Regions from separate parts of the Homo sapiens genome. Here region 2 is linked to region 1. A link is a loop called in an ENCODE intact Hi-C map of the cell type or tissue named here. Cell type or tissue: gastrocnemius medialis. All regions are shown on one strand. Each heading gives the region's core, and the rest is flanking DNA. Links, peaks and the distances in the headings are about the cores only.

Region 1 (12,249 bases), core at 1,641-9,640:
TCTCCAGGGATGGGAGAAGGGGCCTCACCCCTCCTGACAAGCCAGCTCAGCTGTTACCATTTAGGGGCCTGAGTCTGTGGTGAGCGCAGAGCTTGGAGACTTTCACCAGCCCTAAATGCCCATAAATTAAAGAGTCTGTTTTTAAACACGGGTAATGGAAAAAGACACACTGGCGAATAGGAGGGAAGGTGTGAAGCCCACTTGGGGCAGCAAATCAAATAAGTTTCTGACCTGATGCAGTGGAAAACTGAGGTAAGCGGTGCAGTAAGTTCTGTGGCATAAGCCATTCTGCGGACATCTCCTGACCACTCACCAGTAAGGAGGTGCTGGCTCCCTTCTCCAGTGCCGGTGGCTTCAGGAATACTTAACTAGGTCCTGTTCAGTTGAGAGAACGTTTAGTAAATGACTACTGGGTATAGAGTTCTGTGTTAGGGGCAAGAAATTGGGTCTATTTTTATAACATGAAAATATAGCCTTTGCATGGTACCTTAGTTACACAAATGATACCTGCACCATTGGTTAGATTCCCCTACACCAAGGAATTCTTATGAGTAGCACATTCTAGGGGGAATGCATTTTCAACATTCATTTTGTACATACGTTAGAAGCATTGCAGTCACCCGGAGGAACCTGAGCCTTGAGGGGGAAAGCAGCTGGAACAGGTTCAAAATCAGGGCTATTACTGGGCCACAAGTGCCAGGGACTGTCAGTTTGGTGCACAAAAGGCTCAGAGCTCTTGTGTCTGCACTGCATTCTCTTATTCTTTTAGTCCTCTTTTGAGAAGGATATTGTAGTAAGAAAAACAGACTTCCTCCACTGCAGCCTACCCTGCTCCAAGGTTTAGGGTGGATGATTTGGGCTAACTTTGGGCTTTAGAGAAGAATACTTTTGTAGCTTTTATTCCTGTGGAGCATTTTTCCTTAGATTCATCTTTAGAAGTCACTTGTTGCTATTAGCAACAGGATGAGGGTGTGAGCCTGGGCAACCAGACCCAGTGGGGCCTCTAGACTTCCTGTAACCTAGGCCTTAAGCTAGAAGGTAAAGGGGCTCCTTATGACCAGGGTGACCATAAGTGTTGGTTTGCCATGGCCAGACCTGGATTACACATTTGTCCTGTTGTCATTATTAATAACACTCCCTTTCACTGTGTCCCAATAGTTTGGACAATGAATTATATGATCCTCTACTTATAATTAATTGACATATAACCTACCCTGATTTATCAGCACCTTGGCAAAGTTTGGTGCCAAGGCTCTGAATAATAACAGTGTGCATTTGGCTAGAGTAACCCCAGCTCCGCCCTAGCTCTCATGAACCTGTAAGCTGGTCTAGAATTTAGGGTTTCAGAAACCTGGCCAAAAATTTTTCCATCTCACATCAGTCCAACATCTGCTGCTGCAAGGGCCATATTGACAAGACTAAATACACCACTGAACCATAAATGAAGGTTTAAGAGTTGAGGATATAATTTCAAAGTCGGATTTTAAACCCCTGATTGGTTTCTTGACCAATCTTCTGTAGCAAACACGTTAACTGCCAACTTGAGAAAGATAGTATGTTTTTAAATGACGTATTTTACTTCTGAAAAATTAAATAACATAGTAGAATGAGGCTGGCCTTGGAGTCAGAACTGGGTTTGAAGACTGCTTATGCTCTTATTTAGCCATGTGGACCAAAGCAAGTCTATTTACCTTTTCCCGTGTTTTCATGTTTTGTGAGGACAAGCACATCTTTTTCTCATGGTGGTGGTTGTAAGGATTTAGATACGATGTTGCTGTATGGAGAACGTATTACCTACACTGAAAATTTTAGTTTAATTTCTCTTTCTTACTCATAGCTTTGAAGAAAGTAGAATAAAGGGTTGACTGGGTTGTTGTTAAGTATGAGGACAAATGTTCTTTAACACTATCATTGGTAAGTGGCATTTCTCCAGCAGGGAGGTGACAAAGTAGCTAAACCCCAAGAGGGGAAGAGTGTGACTAAGCCAGTAACAGCCCTGGACACTCAACGGACATTGTTGCTGGGTCACCAGGTTAGGATTGGGGATTATAGAAAGGTGTTAGGGAACAGAACCATTGTCCTGAGTTTGTCAGACCCAGAGAAGAGCTTGGGCTGTAGCTGTGGTCACTGTTTCCCTGTGGTCAGGGCTTTCTCTTCCTGCAAGAAGCTTGGCTGTCTTTCAAAGAAGGAACCTCAGTCTATGATTCTGCTGGTCATGGTGCTTTAGAAAGTAGTTGGTCTATGGAATCCTTGTCAAGCAATACAGAGAGCACCCAGTGTCCCAATATGCTTGTTGCCCCTGGTAGATTATAAACTCCTTGAAGGAAAAGGTTCTGTCTGCGTTTCATGATCTCTCAAGTTGCAGGCTCAGGGCATGGCATGTCAGATGACAGAAAGTGAGCCCTTTAATCTCTCTGGGAAGCTTAATAAAGATTTTATCATCACTTCCTATCTTCCAAAGCATTCTCTACACTGCATCATTGGTATTTTGCCAGAGATGCAAAATTCATCATGTCCCTCTTCCATTCAGGGTCCTTTGGCTACTTATTGTTTATCACCAACTAGTGTTCTCATACCTGTTTCCTCATCTTCAAAATGATGATAATTATGGGAGGATTGTTTTGAGGTCTAAATGAGTATGTGTGTATACACACATGCCCACACCTGGTTATGTATGTGCATACCTCTAGCTCACCAAAATCCTCCTTTCTCCACCCTTGGACCCAGCCATTCTGAATATCTTTTTTCCACTCTTTCACCATGTTTTTTTCTCTCCCTTAGAACTTTTAATATGCTGTTCTCTCTTCTTAAACATCTCTCTCTCTCTCTTTGTTTTTCTTTTTGTGACAGAGTCTTGTTCTATCACCCAAACTGGAATGTGGTGGCGTGATTACATCTCACTGCAGCCTCAACCTCGTGGGCTTAAGCAGTCCTTCCGCCGCAACCTCCTGAGTAGCTGGGACTACAGGTGGTGCCACCATATTCATTTTTAAATTTTTTATTTTATTTTTTTTTTTTAGAGATGGGTCTTGCTATGCTGCCCAGGTTGGTCTTGAAGTCCTGACCTCAAGCAATCCTCCCACCTTGGCCTCCCAAAGTGCTAGCATGTCAGGCATGAGCCACTGTGCCTAGCCCTAGATATTTCTTTTACTGCCGCTCCTGACTTTCTGCTCTTCTTCCTTAAACTTAAATGTTATCTATTCTAAGAAGCTTTCCTAATTTTCCAAGTGTAGGTTAATATAGTGTTTTTTCTAGGTGCTCATTTCTTAATGAAGCATTTATATCTATAGCATCTATAAGTCCTTAAGGTAGCTTAATTTACCAAGCATTTATTACATTGGGCTGTCATTGTCTGTCTACCTGTCAGCCTCTCTCTTACTAAAACTGTCCACTCCATGAGGGCAGGAACCTGTCCGTATGGTTCACTTTGCCTTAGCGCCTAGCCCAGTGCTGGACTCATTAACACGCATTCTAAAATACTTAACAGTATTTCCTGAATGGATGAGTGGATGAATACAGGTTAAGCAGGAAGGTCTGTCCTAGGAATTAAGCTTGGTTGTTAAGTGGTTCCAAGTTTCAATATCATGTGTGGAGTAGATTCTTGCTAATTCTTGTATTATGTGTTATTTAGACACCAGGAATCTGGAATTTCAGAATTCACTTCTAATTCTTCAGATAACCTTTTTTATTTTCTCTTAAAACCTTAGTTTTCCTCATGAATGCAAACATAATTGGAAAATCGTTTCGAATTACTTACATCCTCATTTATGATATTTGAAAAACAGCTTTTGTGGGAGCTCAGCTTTGTCCATAAGAGCAAAGGCTTAGCAAGGGAAATTACTTCAGTGAATCTGTCCTTCGGTATATTGGAGAAAGGGAGGTAAATTAGTCATTATCACTTCAAAATTTTCTATAGAACTACAATGCTTCACGGCTGGACTCGTTTCTGTCTTCCTTCATGGAGTCCTTGCAAGGCCATTCTAGGCCATGGTAATCTCATCTAGGTGTGAACCTCACAGACGTTGTTTGTACTACCCCTGTCTTAAGTCATTCTTGTATACCATCATTATTGTATACCATTATTTGTTTTTCCTGTGTGTTTGTCTTGTATCCTCACGAAGCACCGACCTCTAGAGAATAAAGACTTCACCTCACATCTCTTTCAATACTGCCTGACATCCAGCACAGCTTTATGTAATTTGGTAATTTTTTACAAAGTGAAATATGGTGGCACGTGCCTGTAATCCCAGCTACTCGGGAGGCTGAGACACGAGAATCACTTGAACCTGGGCAGCGGAGGTTGCAGTGAGCCAAGATCATGCCGTTGCACTCCAGCCTGGACAACAGAGACTCCATCTCAAAACAAACAAACAACAACAAAAACAACAACAACAGTGAAATATTAAAGAAAATCTTCAGGTATAATAAGTGAAAAGATAAGACTGACTCCATTTTAAAAATATATATGCAAAGAAGACTAAGAGAATAGTAAAGGATATAGTAAAATGCACAGCCTGAACTATGTTTGGATAGTTGATTATGGGTAACTTGTTTTTTATAATTTTCTAGATTTTCCACTTTTTCTGTAGTCATCTGTTATTTTTGATCAACAAAAAAGTATAAATGTTATTATTTTTTAAAGGAAGAGATTTTCTTCCCCTAGTGTCAGAAGCCACAGCTGAACTTTGTTGGCAGATAGGAGCAGATGTTGTCCTAAACTGTCTCATTGCAGCAAAGTTTATCCATTTGTTAGAACGGTCAGGAAAAGGTGGTGCCAACTGCATTCTTTTGGTGGAAATTTGAAAAGATTTTTTCTGGAAAAGCAGTTAAGGGCAGTGCTGCCATGGTGTGTTTTTGAAAGCTATGCTTAAGAAGTGGGAAAGTTACATAATATGGAGAAATTCAGATGAAAACCCAATTTTCTTAACAAATCTCTTAGAAAATATTGTTGTGACGATATTGTTCAATGCTGTCTGATTTATCTGAGCATATCCTTAGGTCTTTGAGACTGGGTTTCATAGAAAACAGTCTTCAGTGCTTTCTGTGAAGTTGGCAGCTAGGACTCTAGCAGGTGCGGCTCTCATAGCAGTTATCTTTTATTGAGCCTTTTCCCAGTCATTTGTCCATTCACTTGCATTTTCTCATTTAATCTTCACAGCAACCAAAAGAGGCAAGTATTGTTTCTTTGTTTGAATTTTACTGAAGAGAAACCTGCCTTCTAACAGAGGTTAGTTAATTTGCTGAAAGTGACCCAGCACAGGCAGGGGCCAGGCCAAATGTTCAGTGAATGTCTGCTCTGCACCTGGGCCTTCTGCTGGACCCATGGTGACGAACTGTGGGCCCTTGTCTCCAGAAAGCCAAAATAACATCCCTGGGGAGAGAGGATATAAACAGGCAAAAAGAAACCAAGTGAAGAGTCAGGTGACACATTGGGAGAGCAGAGAGGAGCAAGAGCTGGTCAGGAGGCCCTGCCTGGTGTCTAGTGCCTCTGTCCTCCGACCCTGCCCCACCACCATGTCTTTGTTTGTCCTACGTCCACACTGTCTTCACCTGCCCCTGACTTCCACAGGCGGTGGCGGCCTTTCCTGCCCGTCACTGCACTCCTGCTGCTCCTCCAGCTGTTAGCAACTGGTGTGTGTCCTTAGTGTGTGCCGAGTTATCAGTTCTACACGTTATTTTACTCATTCCTCACAACTCCATCATTAAGTCAGAATTTTCATCCCTGCTTTTCAGAGGAAGAAAACAAGGTTTTGAGAGCTCACAGATCATGTTCAGATGGACAGTTAGGAAGTGATGGGCCTGGGCGTAAATCCTGTTTTGTCTGATTCCTAAGGCCTGTGACTCTAACCACCTGCTATAAATGCCTTCATGCACAACTTTATTTGCCCCACACTGCTCATCCTAAAAGAAAAAATGCTGCTCTCCCATGGGAGTCTTTCCTGATGTCTCCTGCAAGAACTCTCTCGGCCCGTGTCCGCCGCTTGCCAATCTTCCTTTACTTCACCGTGATGGGGTCCTGCCCATCCCTTGTTGGACCGTGGGCCCTCTGAGGTGCACTAGTATCCCCCAGGTGCTTTGAATGCAGCAGGCACTCAGGACCATCTGGGATTCTGCAAGATGGAGGGTTTCTGGAGCACCTCCATTACTGAGTAGCTCCGGGGTATGGTTGTGAAAAGAAATTTAATTTTGAAATTCCAAAGAACCAGGTTACTTTTCTATTTCCTGACTTCCTCCCTTAGACTTCATGAGGGAGTGGTTCGGTTGGTATTTGAAAGCTCTGAGCAGCTGCAGTTTTCATTTCACTTTTAAAACAACCAGTGAGTTTTGGTAATTCTCCTAAAGAAGCCTTGGGTGCTGGAGAAGAGATGCTCAGCCAAGGCTGCAGAGGCTTCAGCCACTAGCATGGATGCAGTTGGGAGGGACAAATGCCAGTGTCACATTCATCAGCAGTTCCTTCGCTCACTTCTACCTCTACTGAGAACAGGGAGCTTGGGGTTGAGAAAACGTTTGATGCTTTTGAAATGCTGAGAAATGAAGACATGGTTGTTGTACGAATATGCATGTCCATGCCTGCCGTAGGACAACGTAAGTGTCATGACACTTGTAACCACAAGATGTCAGTATGGGATCAGTCCTAGGGGTCATAGGCTTCAACTCCTGCTTCCAGGAGGAGAAGGCACCGTGGAGGCGCTGGCTCTCCTCGTTTGTTTCCTTCTGCAGCAGTGTTACCCCACAGGCTGCATTTCCGATTCATTTTCCCTGTGCCGTTTTCCATGGGCTCACACCTCATCAGAAGGCTTCTCTTCGCTTTTCTCTCTAAGCTTAAATACTTTCCTCACTCCTACTTATGTCCCAAGTCACCTTAGGAATTCCCCCATTTTGGTGTTATCGCAGCACTCTACTTTAAAAATTTGCAAAAGGATATAAGTTACAGCATAGTTTTATCTCTTATCTAAGGAGGGTTTCAGCATGAGGAAAAAATGGTATCTCTGGTAAGAACAGCACTATTAGGATGTTTTTTCTTTTTTGGTAAAAGCTTAACCTATAGGGAAAATAGCTGAGCAGAGCAAGCAAAAGAGGGAGAAGTGGTGTTCAGGGCAGAACATGTGTCTGTTGAGGCATTTCTGTGCAACATAGGTAGGCTTTTGTAGCCCTCAGAAAGAGGTAGGTATATTGCACCCATTATTCTGATGAAGAAAGATGAATTATAATACCTTTCCTACAACTAGTTAACTACTAGCTGGTAAACTAGTGGCATAGCCTGGAAACTAGTGGCATAGCCTGGATTTGGAGTCCGGTCTGTTTGTCGCAGAGCCTGTGACCCCCAAAAGCCTGGGAGTGTTACTCTTGTCTCTATCATAAAGCAAGGAGGAGTCTTAAGAATCCATTCAGGAGTTTCAGCAAATATCTCCCCAGAGACCTGGCTACATGGAAGATGCCATGTTGTGAATAATACAGAGACCTATTAAATATATTATTTGCCCTCAAGAAGCTAAATAAAGTCAAGGAGGGGGGTAGGAAAAGACATGTAAATTCAGCTCAGTATAAATCAATCAGAGGATGGTAACATTTCCATGAAGTGGTTGGAGGGGCAGCAAAGCAGAGGGGAAGGGCCACGGTCCAGGGTGAGTTCTGTCCCATCTATGAGCAATTTGTAGGATCTGCCTTCAATAAATCTACCAAATGAAAAGAGTGTTGCTAAGGTCGCGTTTACCCCAACATTCTGAGATTCTAAGGTGGAATATGAGAAGGGGCATAATCCAAGCCGGCAGAGGTTGCCACCCTACGTGCCTTTGTCCCCCAGACACGGTAAGATTATGCTTAATCCTCTCTTTAGGTGGTCTGGTCCAAGGAGGACAGGTGGAAGCAAGGCAGGAGGTACAGTGTGGCTTGTCAGCGCCGGTTCCAGTGTCCTGGCCCATGGCTTAGATGCAGAGGAGAATGGCTTTGCTTCTGGAAAGATTTGGTAGGGAAAATAGCAGAGGGCTTCTGGAGTATAACTTTAGAAGTACTGTGTCAGTGTGAAGAACTTGGCAAGGATAAACAGAGGAGCCACAAGGATGACTGAACATTTGAAAAATAAGACCTGAGAGGAGAGGTTAGAGAAACAGGGCTTATGTAACCTGGAGCTGCTCAGAGGTGACTTTGGCAGGCTTCTTCAAGAACAGGACTCTCAGGATCTCTGCACAGACAGCAATGACTGGCCCTTTTTGTCCATATCAAGTGAGGACAGACTCCAACTGAACCACGAAAATTTTAGATTTCATCTGTGGAAAAGTTTTCCCCTCGCAGCAGCTGTAAAATGTGGAATACATCATGGAGCGAAGTTTATAGAATTTTCTCTTCTTCCTGTCTTTCAAAAAAACCACCAGAACACAGTAGAACCTTTTTATAATTGCGATGCTGGAGGACAGGCTTAATTTCCCACCATAGAATATGTTGTATTCAGCCTCTGCTGTATTTGGGGGGATGTGACTGGTACAGAGCATATCAGGTTTCTCAGAACAGTGAATCATGTTAGTTGTAATAATGGGTTCTGGATAGGATGACTGTATAATTTTTCCCTTAATCTGCAACACTTTGGAGAGTGAAATGGGGTGCTGTTAATAATGATGCTAGGACAACGGGTATAAAGTGGCACTGTCCCTGGCAAAGTGTGACATGTAGTCACCGTGATTCTGGGGCCGTCTTTTCAGAGGGATCCTCTTAAAATAGAAATCTTGTGTTCTCTCCTGCTAAGACTGTCCTGTGTCTTTCCATTGCACTAGAATGAAACCCACACTCCCAACGGTGGCCCACAAGGGCCTGTGAAAGCTGGCTCCTGCCTTCCCCAGCCTCATCCCCACACTAACTGGATTCTGTGACCATGCACCCAGCACATTTCCGCCTCCAGGCCTGTGCCCTGGCCGACTCCTCCTCCAGGAGCTGTTTCTCAGTATCCTTGCCCACCCCCATCCTGCCCTTGGCCTCGCTGGCTCGTTCTACCCCTTCCTGTCTTGGCTGGAACATCATCTCCATGGAAAGGCTTTTCCTATCCTCCGTGTTGCTTTTCTCCTTTTCATCTCCCTGCCCGTTTCCTTCATAGAGGTAATTGCTTATCCACTTTGGGAGGCTGAGGTGGGCGGATCACCCGAGATCAGTTCGAGACCAGACTGACCAACATGGTGAAACCCTGTCTCTACTAAAATTACAAAAAATTAGCCAGACGTGGTGGCAGGCACCTGTAATCCCAGCTACCTGGAAGGCTGAGACACAAGAATCGCTTGAACCCCGGAGGTGGAGGTTGCAGTGAACCGAGATCGTGCCACTGCACTCCAGCCTGGGCAACAGAACGAGACTCTGTCTCAAACAAACAAACAAACAACAACAACAAAAACAAAGAAGTAATCACTTATCATTTGCTGGTCTTTTTCACCAAAATGTACACATCACGAGGGCAGGATTTCACTGGTGAGCCCACAAGTATCTGGCCAGTGCTGCACTCATGTGCCTAGGACATGGCTGCTGGAAAATAGATGTGGAATGGATGACTCACTGCCTGCAGTTCCACATGGATTAATTCATCTCCTGACTTCCCTTTGCACCCAGAAGGTCTGTGTTTCTAAAATATGAATCAGCTGTATAAGTTTTTTTGTTCAACAGAATTGGTTGAACGGCGACAGTATGTACAATCCTATGCTGGAAGAAGCCGAAAACAGCCCTTATTGTTTGAGAACATAGAGGATCTAGCTGAAGAGGAAACAAAACATTAACTAAGTTAAATAATGGCTTTTTTTTTTTTTTTTTTCTGAAACAGAGTCTCACTGTCGCCTAGGCTGGAGTACAGTGGTGTGATCTCAGCTCACTGTAACCTCTGCCTCCCAGGTTCAAGCAATTCTCCTGCCTTAGCCTCCTGAGTAGTTGGGATTACAGGCACCCACCACCATGCCTGGCTAATTTTTGTATGTTTAGTAGAGATGGGGTTTCACCGTATTGGTCAGGCTGGTCTCGAACTCCTGACCTTGGGTGATCCACCTGCCTCAGCCTCCCAAAGTGCTGGAATTATAGGTGTGAGCCATTGGGCCCGGCCAGATAATGGCATATTTAACCTAAGTGCCAGTGAAGAGAGTAGGATGGCTGTCACTTTCATCCCTTCCCCTGTTCTGTTTCTCTTCCTGGAAGTTACCATCTGACATAGTACACATAACAATGTATACTTAGTGATGTCCTTATTGACCCTTGTCCTTCCCAGAATGTAAATCCTCTTTTTTTGTCATTCACTGCCATATTTCTAGTGCCTAGAACAGTACCTGGCACATAGTAGGTCTTCGATAAATATTGGTTGAATGAAAGAATGAATGATACAAAAGAAAGCAGAGAACGATCCCCTGGGCTGCCTTTTGGACTTCAACAGGCTCTTTAGGGAGGGATTGTGTTTGACTCCACTGAGGAGTGGAGGGAGAGCAGTCAAAAATGACATAATGGCATGAGTAAGGGCAGGGGGAGCCAGCAGGTACATGAGGGTGATGTATTTGGTCTAGAAAACAAACCAGTAAGCTTTCAGTGTTGTTTCTTGAACTCACAAACAATGCCCCCTTGGCCCCTGTCCCTTCATCCTCACTCATTTGGTCTGGGTGAGACCCAAGGCAAAGGTGTCAGGGGAAGGCTGGCTGCCACACACATTCCTTGGTGTTGGCATTAAAACAGCAGAGTGAAAATAGCCAGCCTCAGAAACATGTGGGCAGCCGTGAATGTCCCACTATTCTAGGGATTAAAATTCAGTTTATGGGTTGTTCAGGCCTCTTAGCTCTCTTTCCTCTGAATCCCCATTCTGTCGGTTTCACCACCTGTTTTTAACTCCTTCAGAGGTTGGAAAAGAAAGAGGTAAGTAAGTGACTTGATGCATCATCAAGAGCTCCAGGCTGACCTCAGAGGCATTGCTCCATCAGAAGCCACTGGGGCGAGGGGCATGGGTTTTACCTCTGACCAAGGGCAGTCCAGTCTGCAGCAAAGAAAGGCAGAGGGAAATGGCCAACTGGCTTGGTCTGAAGGCACCGGCAGCTTTCAGCATGCAGTTCACTCCTGCGGGGCTCAGAGGCTCTATAGTGCCCTCATTAAAATGCCGTCACTGTCTGGAAGAGGAGCAGCTACTGTTAGAGGAGGCCTAGCTGAGATGAGGGCCCTGTGGGGTTATAAGCATGATGAGATGCCCGGGCCTGTGGTGGGTGTGAGGGGAGAGGCAGGGACCTGGAGCCTGGGGAGCAGGGGGGACCTAGAGCATCTCCATCACAGCAGTTATTTTTCAGGGACGATCCTGAGCATGGGCAGGTCCCCTTCATGGTGCCAGAGCTGACAATACAAAGAGGGCTTGCACAAAAAGGATCCACAGCCTCTGCTGGGACGAGGGTGTGTTTCAGGCCTGCTGTAAGCACAGTATCCTTATCTAAACACATGCCAGTCCTTTTCCGGAGAAAAGACAAAACAGTGTCTGAGTATGTATAGTTTTTACAGTTTCAAAGTATTGTATAATTTATTATAAAATATTTCATAAATATTTTAAACATACAGAAAATAATGCCATAGGCACCCATTGTGTATTTAGCATCTTGCTTTAACATGTATCTCAGAGCATCTGTTCCCTAATTGTTTTAAACAAACTTTTTATTTTAGAAAAAATCACAAAGATAGTACAGTTCTTATATATTCCCATGCCGAGTTTTCCCTATTATTAATGTCTTACATTAGTGTAGTCTATTTGTTACAATTAATGAACCAAATTGATGCATTGTCAGCTATTCTTTATTCAGATTTCTTCGTTTTCCCCTAATGTCATTTTTCTGTTCCAGGATCCTGTATTAACATTTAGCCACTATGCCTCCTTAAGCTTATCTTGGTTGTCTCAGTTCAGTTCCCTAATGTTTAAAATGGAATGATACCATCTTTCCCACGTGGTTGTTGGACTTGCCCAAGAAAAGCTATGCCGAGGTGCTTCGAGGACTCTGAAGCTCTGTCAGTAGCTCTCAAACTTGAGCTGCGTCAGAATTTTTAGCATGGGACTTGTTAAAATGTAGGTTGCACTGCCCCCTACCCCTACACACACACACACACACACACACACACACACATACACACTTTCTGCTTTTGCTGGGTCTGAGGAGTGGCAGGAGCTGAGAATTTGGCAGGATCCTGGGGGCTGCTGCTCCAGGACCGCACTTTAAACCACTGCTCTCTGCAAATGTAAGGGTTGATCCTTGTTGAGTGGGTGAGCCC
Region 2 (12,249 bases), core at 1,521-9,520, 450 kb after region 1:
CAGTACCTGTTGTAGATAAAACTGAAGCAGAATAATTAAACACCTGCTTCTTTATCTCTACCCTCTTCATGTCCTAGCTTCCTTCCCTACTGGTTTATATTCCACCGTACATGATTACACATCCTCAGCTTCCTCGTTCTTCCTTCCTCTATTGAATTTGACCCCACCCCTGGTCAAATCCAACTGTTCATTTGCTCTGCATTGGCCCTTGAGTAGCTGAACATGGTTGGAGTAAATGGATGACCATGTTGGTCTGGCTTGAATTTTAAATTAATGATCACTAATCCCAAGTTGGCCCTTAGGGCTGCTTGACAGTTCCCCTTCATTTCCTTAGTCCATTCATTCTTTTCCATCACCTAAACAATTATTTCACACCTTCTCTTGTCTCTATGCCTCTGGTATCCTCACGCAGTGTCAGCTGATGACCTTTCCTTTTTACTTTCACTGAGAATAGACACAGTCGTGAAAGAACTTCCACATGATCGCCTACCCCTTAACCTGCATGCATTTGTATGCATGTACTCTGCCTATCCTCCTGTTAGAATTGGCCAAGCAGCAGTGGTCTCTGAAGTCAGCCTTTCTACTTCTGCTTTGATCTCCACCTCTCTTACCTTCTTCCCCATTAAATCAATTTCTAGGAGTTGTTCCTTAATAGGTAGTTGAGATTGAGAACCACTCTGCTAGAATGTAAACTCCACAGACCAAAGATTTGTTCTCTTGCTCATTGCTGTATTCTCAATGCCTGTAACAATACATAATCCAATAGTAGGCACTCAGTCTTGTGTTTAATGGATAGATGAGTGAATGGATAAATGAACAAATGAATCTTTCTGGTAAAAAAGATATAAATTGCAGTACAAGCTCTGAAGAGCTTAATAAATAATCTTTCCTTGTGTTTTATGATCAAATTGGAGCTAAACTGTTCATCTTACAATGTTCATTTAAAGAGTTTTCTGCTGATTTACTGTAACTATCCTCACCTGAAAACTTTTCCTAGCATTTTTATGCACACAGTCCTAGTTATCTGGATTTTTGTTGTTGTTGTTGTTATTGGGAACTGAGATTTTTCTGATTTCTAAGTGGTTAAGCTTTGCTTTTCAAATGAATTTCTCTGGTGGCAGTTTCACAAGTGAATAGATCTGTACAAATCCAGAACTGTTCATTTTACTCATTACTGCTACTTGGAAGACCTGAGTTCAACTGCCTGCTCCATCACTTTTTCTCACTGAAGTGAATCTGGGCATGATTCTTGTATTGAGAAATGCCTAGTATAGTCTCAATATAATTGATTGCATTTCTTTCATTAAAATCAGGGGAAACATGTTTGTTTCCTTGACACCTGTGTTTCATGAAAAATCGTAGAAAACAGCCACATGTATTTTAATTTAGTTCTATATCTCTTTTCCCTTAATCCTAATTTGTAGAAGTGTGGCTGTTCAAACAGACTCTCATGTATTTTGAAATACATGCAGTGCGGTTTTTGTATGGGAGCAAGTACTATGGATTTTCTTGGGCTATAACTTAGTAGCATGGCAGTAGGTTATAGAACCAGTCCATGAATCCTGCAGTTCTTACTAATGTGAGTCAAATGGTATTATGGTAAAGATACCTCGCTGCTTTTTTGGTGGCTGTGTTTTTATTTGTAGGACAACCCTAAAATAGAACTCAGCTAGGTCATTTCTAAACGTAATGTTGTGGTGGATACCCCAGAACAAACACCATTAATGTGGTTAGTCATTTACTTGGAAAGCTATTGCCAGGGCAAACTCAGAGCCACTAGAGACAGAAAGCACATAAGTAAACCTGCTTGTTAAAGTGGAGATACAGAGTAACTCAGCAATGTAATAATACGAAGTAATGGTTAAGTATTCAGTTTATAGAAATTTGACTCAGATGTTTCAATAAAATATCTGTTTTTGTAAATCAAAAGATAACTACCTTCATTGGTATTTGGGACCAAAGTTTTTCCTCCTTCACTTTCTGCCCTTTTGGAAGACACAGTAAAAATAGAATTCATGAAACATTTCTAAATAATGGGTGTATAGAGATTCTCTTTATGTGTGGTATCAGTGCTCTGCTATGTAATTATTTGTTATATTTTAAATTTCAATTTATGTGTTCTCTCTTGCCCCCTTCAGCCCCGTGCCACATAATTTTTGTTTTTGGTGGAACCATTCAGCCTTAAATACTTTTAGTATATATCGTCTGAGAATAGGGACATAACTCCAAAACTACTATCACACCCAAGAAATTTGACTTTGATTCAGTGCCATCTAATATATAACCCATATTCAAATTTTCTCAGTTGTCCCCCAAATAACTGGATTTTCTAATTTTCTTTGATCCAGCATCTAATAAAAGTTCATATGTTACATTTAGTTGTTTTGTTTCTTCATCTTTCTTTAATCTAAAACAGTTCCCATGCCCTCCCTTTAAAAATAAAAATAATCTATCTTGACATTTCTGGAGTCTAGACCAGTTATTTTATGAAATGTTCCTCATTCTTGATTTGTCTGATTATTTTCTTACTGTTAATTTTAGGTTAAATCTTTCTGGTTACCATATAGAGTCTGATTATTTTTTAAGAAGTGTAGTATTCAGTTATAGAGAATCTTGACTTGTTCTGCCTGCTTGCACCTGCTTTTCTTAGAGTCCTAACCTCTCAACTCAGGTGCAAGGAAGCAGAGTTTGACTACTTTTGTGGGTACTGAAGACCTAGCTTATTGTAACAACAAAAAAAAATGTGGTTTTATTTTTAGTAAAAATCAGTGTCCAATATGCGCTCTAAATATAATCTGGTTATTTTTGAAATTTATGTTAAGAAGTAAGAATTTGGCTGGGCGCGGTGGCTCACATCTGTAATCCTGGCACTTCAGGAGGCCGAGACAGGCGGATTGCCTGAGTTCCGGAGTTTGAGACTAGCCTAGGCAACATGGTGAAACCCTGTCTCTACTAAAATACAAAAAAAATCAGCCAGGTGTGGTGGTGGGCGCCTGTAATCTCAGCTATCAGGAGTCTGAGGCATGAGAATTGCTTGAACCTGGGAGGCGGAGGTTGCAGTGAGCTGAGATCGTGCCACTGCACTCCAGCTTGCGCAACAAAGCGAAACTGTCTCAAAAAAAAAAAAAATCTAAACATTGAACTTTAGAACCAAAATGAAATCTTACTGTAACCCTAATGTACAATACTAAGAAAACAAATATTTTCATTGACATATTGAACTTATAAAATAATGTATCTTCAAAAAAAAGATTCTCTTAGTTTTAACAAATATTCATGCTTAAGTAATGTCTTCAGCTCCACATTTTCAGAACCCTATTAACTCTCACTTAGCAAAATTAGCATACTGAACTCTCTAAACTATTTAATGATTTGATTTATATATGTTCATTCTAATGAACAATGGATGCTAATAACAGTATTCTGTGAGGAGTAAGGTTTTTTTTGAGGTCAGCAGTGTTTAGATTAATCAGGTTGACATTTCTTGCTGGTGGGTCATGAACTGTTGATAATAGCATTAAATGGTGATTCAGTTGTTGCAGAAGGTACAACTCATTATCCAGCTACTATATTAAATCATTACAGAAACAATTGGCACTCCACACCCATGTGTTCTGCAGCAATGGTACATCAGGGAAGTATATTTGTTTCTTTTATTTACATCTCAAATTTTTTTGGAGGCTTACCTACATTCTTAAAGGATGCTACAGCATTGCCACTACTTTAGGGAACGAGGATGATTATCTTGACTGATTTGGGGGGATGAAGGGATATATAATCCTTTTAATAACACACCCAAAGTCTTCTCTTTATATTGCGAGCCTTTCTGAAACCTTGTTTTCATAATGAGTGTACCTGGGTTGCAAGTAATAAAAACAAATATATTTATGGATTTTTAAATTGGGTTTAAATTTAACATAAATTATTATTACAAGGATATGGGTCTTTTAAAAAGATTTGTATTCATTTTAAGAGAGAAATGATGCTTGGCCAGGCACAGTGGCTCATGCCGGTAATCCCAGCACTTTGGGAGGCCGAGGTCGGCAGATCACCTGAGGTCAGGAGTTCAAGACCAGCATGGCCAACATGGAGAAACCCCATCTCCACTAAAAATAAAAAATAAGTCAGGTGTGGTGGCGCATGCCTGTAATCCCAGCTACCTGGGAGGATGAGGTAGGAGAATTGCTTGAACCCGGGAGGCGGAGGTTGTGGTGAGCCGAAATCATGCCACTGCCCTTCAGCCTGGGCAACAAGAGCGAAACTCCATCTCAAAAAAAAAAAAAAGAGAGAAATGATGCTTGGAAAGTTCACAAATGTGCTGTAGAAGTAATTTCTTCCGAAAGGTCATTGTTATAGAAATCTCTTTAAGAAAAATTTAAGAGATGAGCTGGATTTGTTTTTTACAGTTGTTAATCTATTGCCTTTTAAGATAAACCTTAGTAATTTGGTATGCATTGAATCAGAAATTGTTGGTGTCTTTGAATTTTAAAATCAAGTATGTTTTCAGTGTGTCCCGTGTGTATAGGCAGTGAATAGATAGTAGCATGACAATTGTATTAATGTTGATTTCATTTCTTATTGGATAGTAAAGAATTAGTGAAGTCAGTTTCTAATTATTAATAAAATACCCCAAACACCCAGCCCCACGGTTTCACAAATAGGTGCTCGATCATAATTTGTTAATGAATGTGTGACACTTGGGTAGAAGCAGGAGAGCTTTTTGGCATTTTGTATTTGCCAGAATATACTTTAAGGAGCTAAGTATAGGAAAAAGGAATATTTCCCTTTATAATGAAAAGGAATATTAACATCTTCAAAGTAATTGCCTTATTTAGGGTAAATAGGTTCTTCAAATCTATGCTGACTCTTTAAGAGAAACAATATAGCATTGGAAAATTATGGGCCACTAGAGGTCACTGTTTAGTAATCAACTTTTAATGAACCAGAACAGTCAGGAGAGCCAATAAATTACAGTGTGGATTTTTCTAATTATGAATTCATATTTAATCATTCAATGACAAGTTAACTTTGGAAATGGTTTTGTGTACTTTGCATATGTGGTTATGCTAATGCACTATTATATTTCTCTGATGTTGGCCCTCCATCATTAGAATAGAACATTGCCAAAGGCTTTGTTATATAATCTTAATTACTAATTATGAGACATAATTAACCTTGTTACCGCCTCCACATCCACACAGTTTTTGGAAATAAAGTTTTACTCTAAATAACAATTACTTTTAAGTGAACATAGGTGTAATGGTTATGATCAGTTCCTCCTCCTCCCTCATGTCTTGTCTTCCTGCTTCATTCTTGGTTTCCGTTGCTCCCATCCCTTTCTCTGCTGTCTTATTTCTTTCCTTCCCTCCTTTGGATTCCTTTTCCACTTTATTTTGTCAGTGATTGAATGTTTCTTCTCAAGCTTTCCAGCCTTGATTCAATGAGTAGAAGAATGTGACTTTTACTGCATATGTTAAAGTAATCCTAGGGTGGGCAACTTGAGCTGAGCCAACCAGCAGTGCAAAGGAAGATTGTATGCATATAAGCAAGCATGCTGCTGCTGCTGTTGCTGCGAGCAGATGGCTGTCTTCAGGCTGTCCAGCCCAGAATCCATTCAGGAAAAAGCAGATTTCCGTACTTACATGATAAAAACTGTTTTCCTCCTTACAGGCTAGGCTAGTTGCTCAAGAGGAGGCCTCATGATCTTAGGGAAAAAACAACATGTGCACATGTGTTTCCTTTTTTTGAAAACAGCCCTGTGCATTATTTCTTAGAAAGCAGGCACATCACACCATTGCTCGGACTTCCTCTACTTCTTGCTGCTTTTACCATCCCTGCTGCTATGCCACTGCTATACAGTTATATCCACCTCACTGTTCTGAGATTTCAGTCTGCCCAAGATATACTTCTGATAAATTGTTCAGAAACTTTCTCTGGTTCCTGATGCTCACCCAGTCCAGCCCAGTCTTCCTTCTCAGCCTGCCATTCAAGGCTCTCCACACTCTGGATCCAACTTACTTTTCCATTCTTATTTTCTGCTACTTCTTTCCACATGCCTTAAATTCTAACCAAACTGGACTATTCACTAATTCTTAAATATTTACCTTATTTACTCAAGTCCCAATGTAGATGCCACCTCCTGTGATCTCTCCTTAGGTAAAAGTCACCCTCCCTGTGAAGCACCATGACAGGTTAGGGTCTCACCTACATTGTAATTACTGTATACCTATGTTCTCAGCTACACTGTAAGTCCAGAGATTCTTGACAAATAAATCAAGAGTGCTAAAATTTCCAATTAAAAAACCTATTTGGCAGAGTATCTGGCTTTCTAATTTTATTCTGGGAAAAGTAAAATAATTTTATAATGCTAAGGTTTGTAATATTAGGGAAGGTCATGGGATATCCTAGAACTCTCATCTACAAAAGATAAGATAAGCCTTTGTCCAATAAGTTGAGCTCTGTCTGAACACATAAGAATAGTAGTCAGCTTGCCCTTCTCGATTACCTGCTTTATAATATCACTGGGAATACAAACAGTTCTCTATTAAATCTCCTAAATGAGAGGAAAATGTATTTTATAATTTAAAATGGTATGTTCATTTTGTATGTACATAGCTCTATTTTGAAGAAATTGAGTTTTGTTAAAACAGTCTTTTGCTTATAACAGCTCCAGATTGCTTGTGTTTTGGTAAAAATAAGAGATGTGGAAGATACATGGATTTTGAACTTGAACTATATTTTGGGGGCTCTTTTCAAGTATTAGTTCCAGTGGCTGAGTACAGTATGTAAATTTCATTATTATTAGAGGGGGAGGTGTGCATAACCACTTTTTTTCTCTATTAGAGCAGCAATAATAAAGTTTTGCATGTCTGAACCTATCTATGTACTTAGTTATGACAGAAGCTAACTTGCAAGCTTGTTTGTTTACAAATAAAAAAGGTAAAGAGTTACCTGTTTGGAGTTTGGAATGTACTTTCCTTGGAAAAAATATTTTCTAATATATTTAGGTCCCTATTATTTTCAACCTCACATATATTGAGAATATCCCTAAATTATAACACAATTAGCATCATATTTCTGTGGGAAATGATTTCAGAGATTCTTCGTGGGATACCAGCCCCTCCTATCCTATCCTTTGAGGAAAAAAAAAATCACCTGCTATCTCTTCCTCCCCTTTTCTAAGCTGTGGGATCTGAAATTTTCTCTGGGGATTCACCTGCTTTTCCAAAATTCCAACTATCTAATTTCTAAAGAGATTTTCTAACTCTGTATTTCCATCACAGACTTTTCTGATTTCTGGATCTGCATTTTTATTTATTGGACTCCTTCAATCAAGCTCATTTTTGGAGTCAAACTTTTTCATTTCAGTAAAACCAGCTCTAGCTCTTGGTCCTCTATAGTATATTACAATTTCAGTTTTTCTAATCTTTTAGGTTCAAATTCTGAAAGTAGCACTGTCCAATAGAAATGTAATATAAGCCACATGTGTAATTTAAAATTTTTTAGTAGTCACATTAGAAAAGTAATAAGAAACACAGGTGAGGATAATTTCAGGAATACATTTTATTTAACCCAGTATATCAAAAACATAATTTCAACATGTAATCAATATAAAATTTATTCAGATACTTCACATTTTTTCATACTAAGTCTTTGAAATATGTGTGTTTTACACTTAAAGCACATCTGAATGTGAACTAGCTATATTTTAAGTTCTCAGCAGCCACATGTTGCTAGTAGCTACTCTGTGGGACAGGACACAGCCTTAGAGAGTCTGCCGCTACATTTTTCTCTTAGCCAGTGACATATTCTGGTTCTGCACTACCTGTCAAAGTTTGTTAAATACATGCAAGGAAATTTACAGAATTTTTCTCGTTCCTTTTTTCCTATACTTCTTCCACTCCTGTTTTTAGAATAATGCATATATCAGCCACTTTGTTAGAATAAGTCATGGTCTTTGCTCTCAAGAAGCTCATACTCTAGTCTAGTCTAGACGATGTCTAATCAGTGAGATGGGCATGGAAAAAGATACTGTGTTACAGTATGGATCGGTAATTGCCATAACAGAGATATAAAGAAGTTCCATGATAAGACGATGATGTAGTTAGGGTCATCCACATTTACCAGATCTGATTGCTAGGCAGTTGCTTTCCTGAAGAAGTAATCCATGTTTACCATGTATTATGGGGCTGGATGAGGACATTCCAAGAAGAGATAGTATTCAAAGTTGAGAATTAGAAAAGGGCATGGCATGTTTGAAGATTAAATGAGAGTCAGTGTATCTGGAGTTTTGTTTGTTCTAAATTCAGCTACTTACAATTTTCTGCACAAATTCCCTACTTTTTTCGCCTTTATGCGTTTGCTTTTGCAGATCACTTTACACAGAATTTCTTTCTCTGTCCCTAGTCGTTTCTTACCAGTATATATAATCTTAATCATCTTTCATGGCCCATATTGATCTGATCTTTTTAGTGAAGCTTCTTTTACTCTTCTGTTGTAGTTTTATGCCCCAAATGAATGTGATATTTCTCTTCTTGGAATTTTGAACATTTTAACTTTTGTATGACAATATTTTGTGTATTAAAGTTAATTTTATAATGCAGTAATAGTCTGGCTCACCAAATCAAATTCTTAATTTGAGCAAGAATTGCATATTAATTATTTTTGTATACCCTGAAGAGCTGAGAGTGGGTTCCTTGTATACAGAAGATATTCAGTAAATACTTGATTCGTGGATAATAAATATTTTTATGAGATATTTAAAACAAAAGCACAAAATTGAAGTGATCTAGAGATTTCAAGTACCTAATGTTTCTTGTAGATTACTTTCATGGAAAGTCTTCATTAACATGATTGACTGCTGTATGTAGTTGGATGAAATTTCTTGATTTCATTTGTAAAAATAGATGTCATAAAAGCAACATTCTGCTGTAATAATGAAGGTGCTAATGGTAAAGATGAAACCTGTTTTATTATGAGAAAACAGTTAAAAGTATCTTGGCATAAAAATACAATGGAAATCACTCTTTACTTTGACATTTAAGGACCTGTTTTGTTTCTTTACATAGCCATCTACTGCTTCTGGCAATATGGTAGACTAGGTATATTAAAATACCCTGCTGCTATAAAATACCGGTGGCTGGATAAATTACAATAAATGTACTTTTAAATGCACTTTACATTTCTCATTAGAGAATGGAGATCTTCAGTGACCAAATAATCGAGTAGTAATCTGAAATAAGAATAATAAATAAAGCCAGAAGCTCTGGCTGACCTGGAAGCAAATGCTGATTCCAGAAAACAGGGGCTCTGGACGTTAACATTTGTGAGTAAAACAATCATGGGGTAATGGAAACCTAGGCCCTATGCTCACACAAAGTGAGAAAGCCAACCCTTAGGCCCCAACAAAGCCAAATGCCCAAAGAGGCCATAACTTCTGGGAGAAAGGGTGTTCTATGGATCGTAAGCCTGCTAGTTAAAGAATCTAACTAGGAAATCTGTCTGTCTATGCTGGTTACAGGTTGAGAAATAAAGTATATTAGTTTCTCCTGAATCTTTACAATAGTAGCTCTGAATTTATGGGCATAGAGTTCAAATTTAAATTACTCATCCAATTGGGAAGATACTCAACCAATAATTAAATTTAAGACCTTAATTTGGTAGGGCTAGAACTTGTCATCCATAGAAGAATAAAAATTCTTTCTGGAGAAAATCATCCTTAATCCAGGAATCTTAGAACTCATAAATATCAAGTACAATAAATGTAAGCTCACAGTTAAAAAAAAATTACCAGACACAAAGGGAGACAGGTCACCAGACAAGCCAACAGAAACAAAAATATTCAATCTCTACGAACTGTAGATACTGATGTTTCCAAAACAGAGTATGAAATGACTATACATAAAACATTTAAAGAAATAAAAGATAGCCTGGAGCAGTGGCTCATGCCTGTAGTCCCAGCACTTTGGGTGGCTGAGGCAAGTGGATCACCTGAGGTCAGGAGTTTGAGACCAGCCTGACCAACATGGAGAAATCCTGTCTCTACTAAAAATACAAGAAAATTAGCCGGGCATGGTGGCACATGCCTGTAATCCCAGCTACTCGGGAGTCTGAGGCAGGAGAATCACTTGAACCTGGGAGGCAGAGGTTGCAGTAGACCAAGATCACACCATTGCACTCCAGCTTGGGCAACGAGAGCAAAACTCCGTCTCAAAAAAAAATAAAAATAAAAGATAGATTGAAAATGAATAAGGATCCAGAAAATGTCAGAAATGACCGAATTTAGAAAAATCATTGAAATTTAAAAATTAATAGATAAATGGTATATGGGAGCAGAAGAGAGAGAATTAGTAAATGAGATATCTAAAGAAATAACCCAAAGGTACTACAGAAAGAGTTGGAAATGGAAAATATGAAAGAAAAGTTGAGACATGAATAGAAAGCTAGAAAGAAAAAGTTATGCATGCATCTAATTGGAGTTCTAGATAGAATGGGAAGAGAGTGGTCAACATGATGATATCTGAGAATTTTTCAGAATTGACATAAACCCACAGAAACAGGAAGGACAATGTATATCAAATAGGAGTTTAAATTTTTTTAAAAAAGAAATCTTACTAAATACATGATAGTAAAACTACGCAGTACCAAATACAAACGTGTAAAGCAGCTGGGAAAAAAAGACACATTACCTATAAAAGAACAATACAGACTGATACCATACTTTCTTTTTACTCCCCCCACCGCCCCCAGCATTATTGAGGTATAATTTATATACAGTAAAATTTACCTGTTTGAAGTGTAGAGATTGATGAATTTGGACAACTATATATAGTCGTGTAACCGTCATCACGTTTAAGGCAGAGGGGAGTTTCTATCACTCCAGAAACTCCCCGCATGCTTTTTTGTAGTCAGTTCCTTCCTCAGCCCTAGGTAAACACTGATTTGCTTTCTGATACCATAGTTTTGCCTCTTCTAGAATATCGTGTAAAAATATCATGTAAATATCATGTACATATGCATGTAGAATTCATACAATAGGTAGCCTTTTGTGTTAATAGCAGACCTCCTAAGAACAACTGAAGCCAGAAAACAGTAGAACAATATCATCAAAATACAAGTAACTGTCACCTTAGAATTTGCATCCAACAGAACCAAGAATGATAGTAGGTTCCAGTTGTGGTTAAGATGAAGTAAATATACTGTCCTTTCTCTCCTACTGAATGTGTCTAAAAACCTTGGGCAGAGTGCCTGGAGAAGCTGTCTGAGGACTCTGAAAGGTAAATGATAGCAAATAGACTGGAGAAGGAAAATAGAACTTTTAAGTACAAAAGCTCTGGCAATGAGTTTCCTGGATCCTTTCCCCACTTTTTGTATCTCCCAGTCTGAATTCAAAGACAGCATGAATCCTAGGACTGTGCACAGGTGCAAACAACAAGAATTCCAAGGGAAATTTCTGATCCAAGGAGCAGGAAGAGAGGCTCTATGAGACAGAGAAAGTGGAAGAAATGCTCTGTCTTGTTTTTCTTCCCTCCCAGCTCTGCCATATGATCCTCTCTTCTGAACCTGCAGTTTTGTGGTGGCAGCAGCAGCCAACCAGACACTTAAAAATCCAAGGGAAGTGAATCCTCTCTGATCAGAGGAACTATGGTCCAAACAGTGTAGAATGATTCCTATTGCTTTTTTCTTTTTTTAATTCTCTTGCTGTTTGGCCCCAGAGACAGATCTAGTTGCAGGAAGTACAAGACTTTCTAGTCAGAGGACCGGGTGGCAGTGGGGGATGGAGGTGGGGTAGTAGAGTGTCAGAGAGTGGGGCCCTTCACAGATAAGAGGGAGCTCATAAAGGGACCGCATGATGTTATGTATGAACTTCTGGGCCCACCCTTGAGCCATACAACATAGATCTGACCCTAAACAGCATACCAAGTAGCTGTGGGATAGATAGCCCACCCAGATATCAGGCTGGCTCCTGGCTGATGCACATCTAGGACAGATTCAAATACATCCTGTTCTTCATAGAATTGGAGCAAGACCCAGAGTCTCATAGCATCTTATATCCCAAATGTTCATGATATGATACAAAATTACTTGACACAAAAAGAACCAGGAAAGTCTGATTAAGTCTCAAGGGAAGAGACAAGATACCAACCCTGAGATTACCCAGATGTTTTATATTAGGCAGTGATTTTAAAACAGCTGTTATAACCATGCTTTAAGAAATAATAATCTCAGTTAAGAAAAAGAAGCTATAAA

The links. Hi-C counts contacts between places; a loop is a spot of excess contacts. Peaks named below come from ENCODE experiments on the same cell type or tissue, not always from the same donor. Only the 100,000 strongest peaks of a DNase experiment are listed, where the experiment ranks them.
Region 2: it touches region 1 in a loop (2.6-fold over the local background); 9 of 110 quality-filtered maps call a loop at or near these places.

What each region holds. Positions count from the first base shown.
Region 1 is chr7:28,014,889-28,027,137 of GRCh38, reverse strand. All of the region lies in intron 1 of JAZF1 (JAZF zinc finger 1), which reads left to right. Among named protein-coding and RNA genes, the nearest start is that of JAZF1-AS1, 160 kb to the left of the region's middle. In gastrocnemius medialis, for the core only: a CTCF peak has its summit at 6,606 (motif pointing right); DNase peaks (open chromatin) are centred at 6,043 and 6,657; H3K27ac peaks cover 1,522 bases.
Region 2 is chr7:27,569,202-27,581,450 of GRCh38, reverse strand. The region is part of intron 4 of HIBADH (3-hydroxyisobutyrate dehydrogenase); the gene reads left to right. Among named protein-coding and RNA genes, the nearest start is that of TSL, 41 kb to the left of the region's middle. In gastrocnemius medialis, for the core only: a CTCF peak has its summit at 4,928 (motif pointing right); no DNase peak of the experiment used is centred there.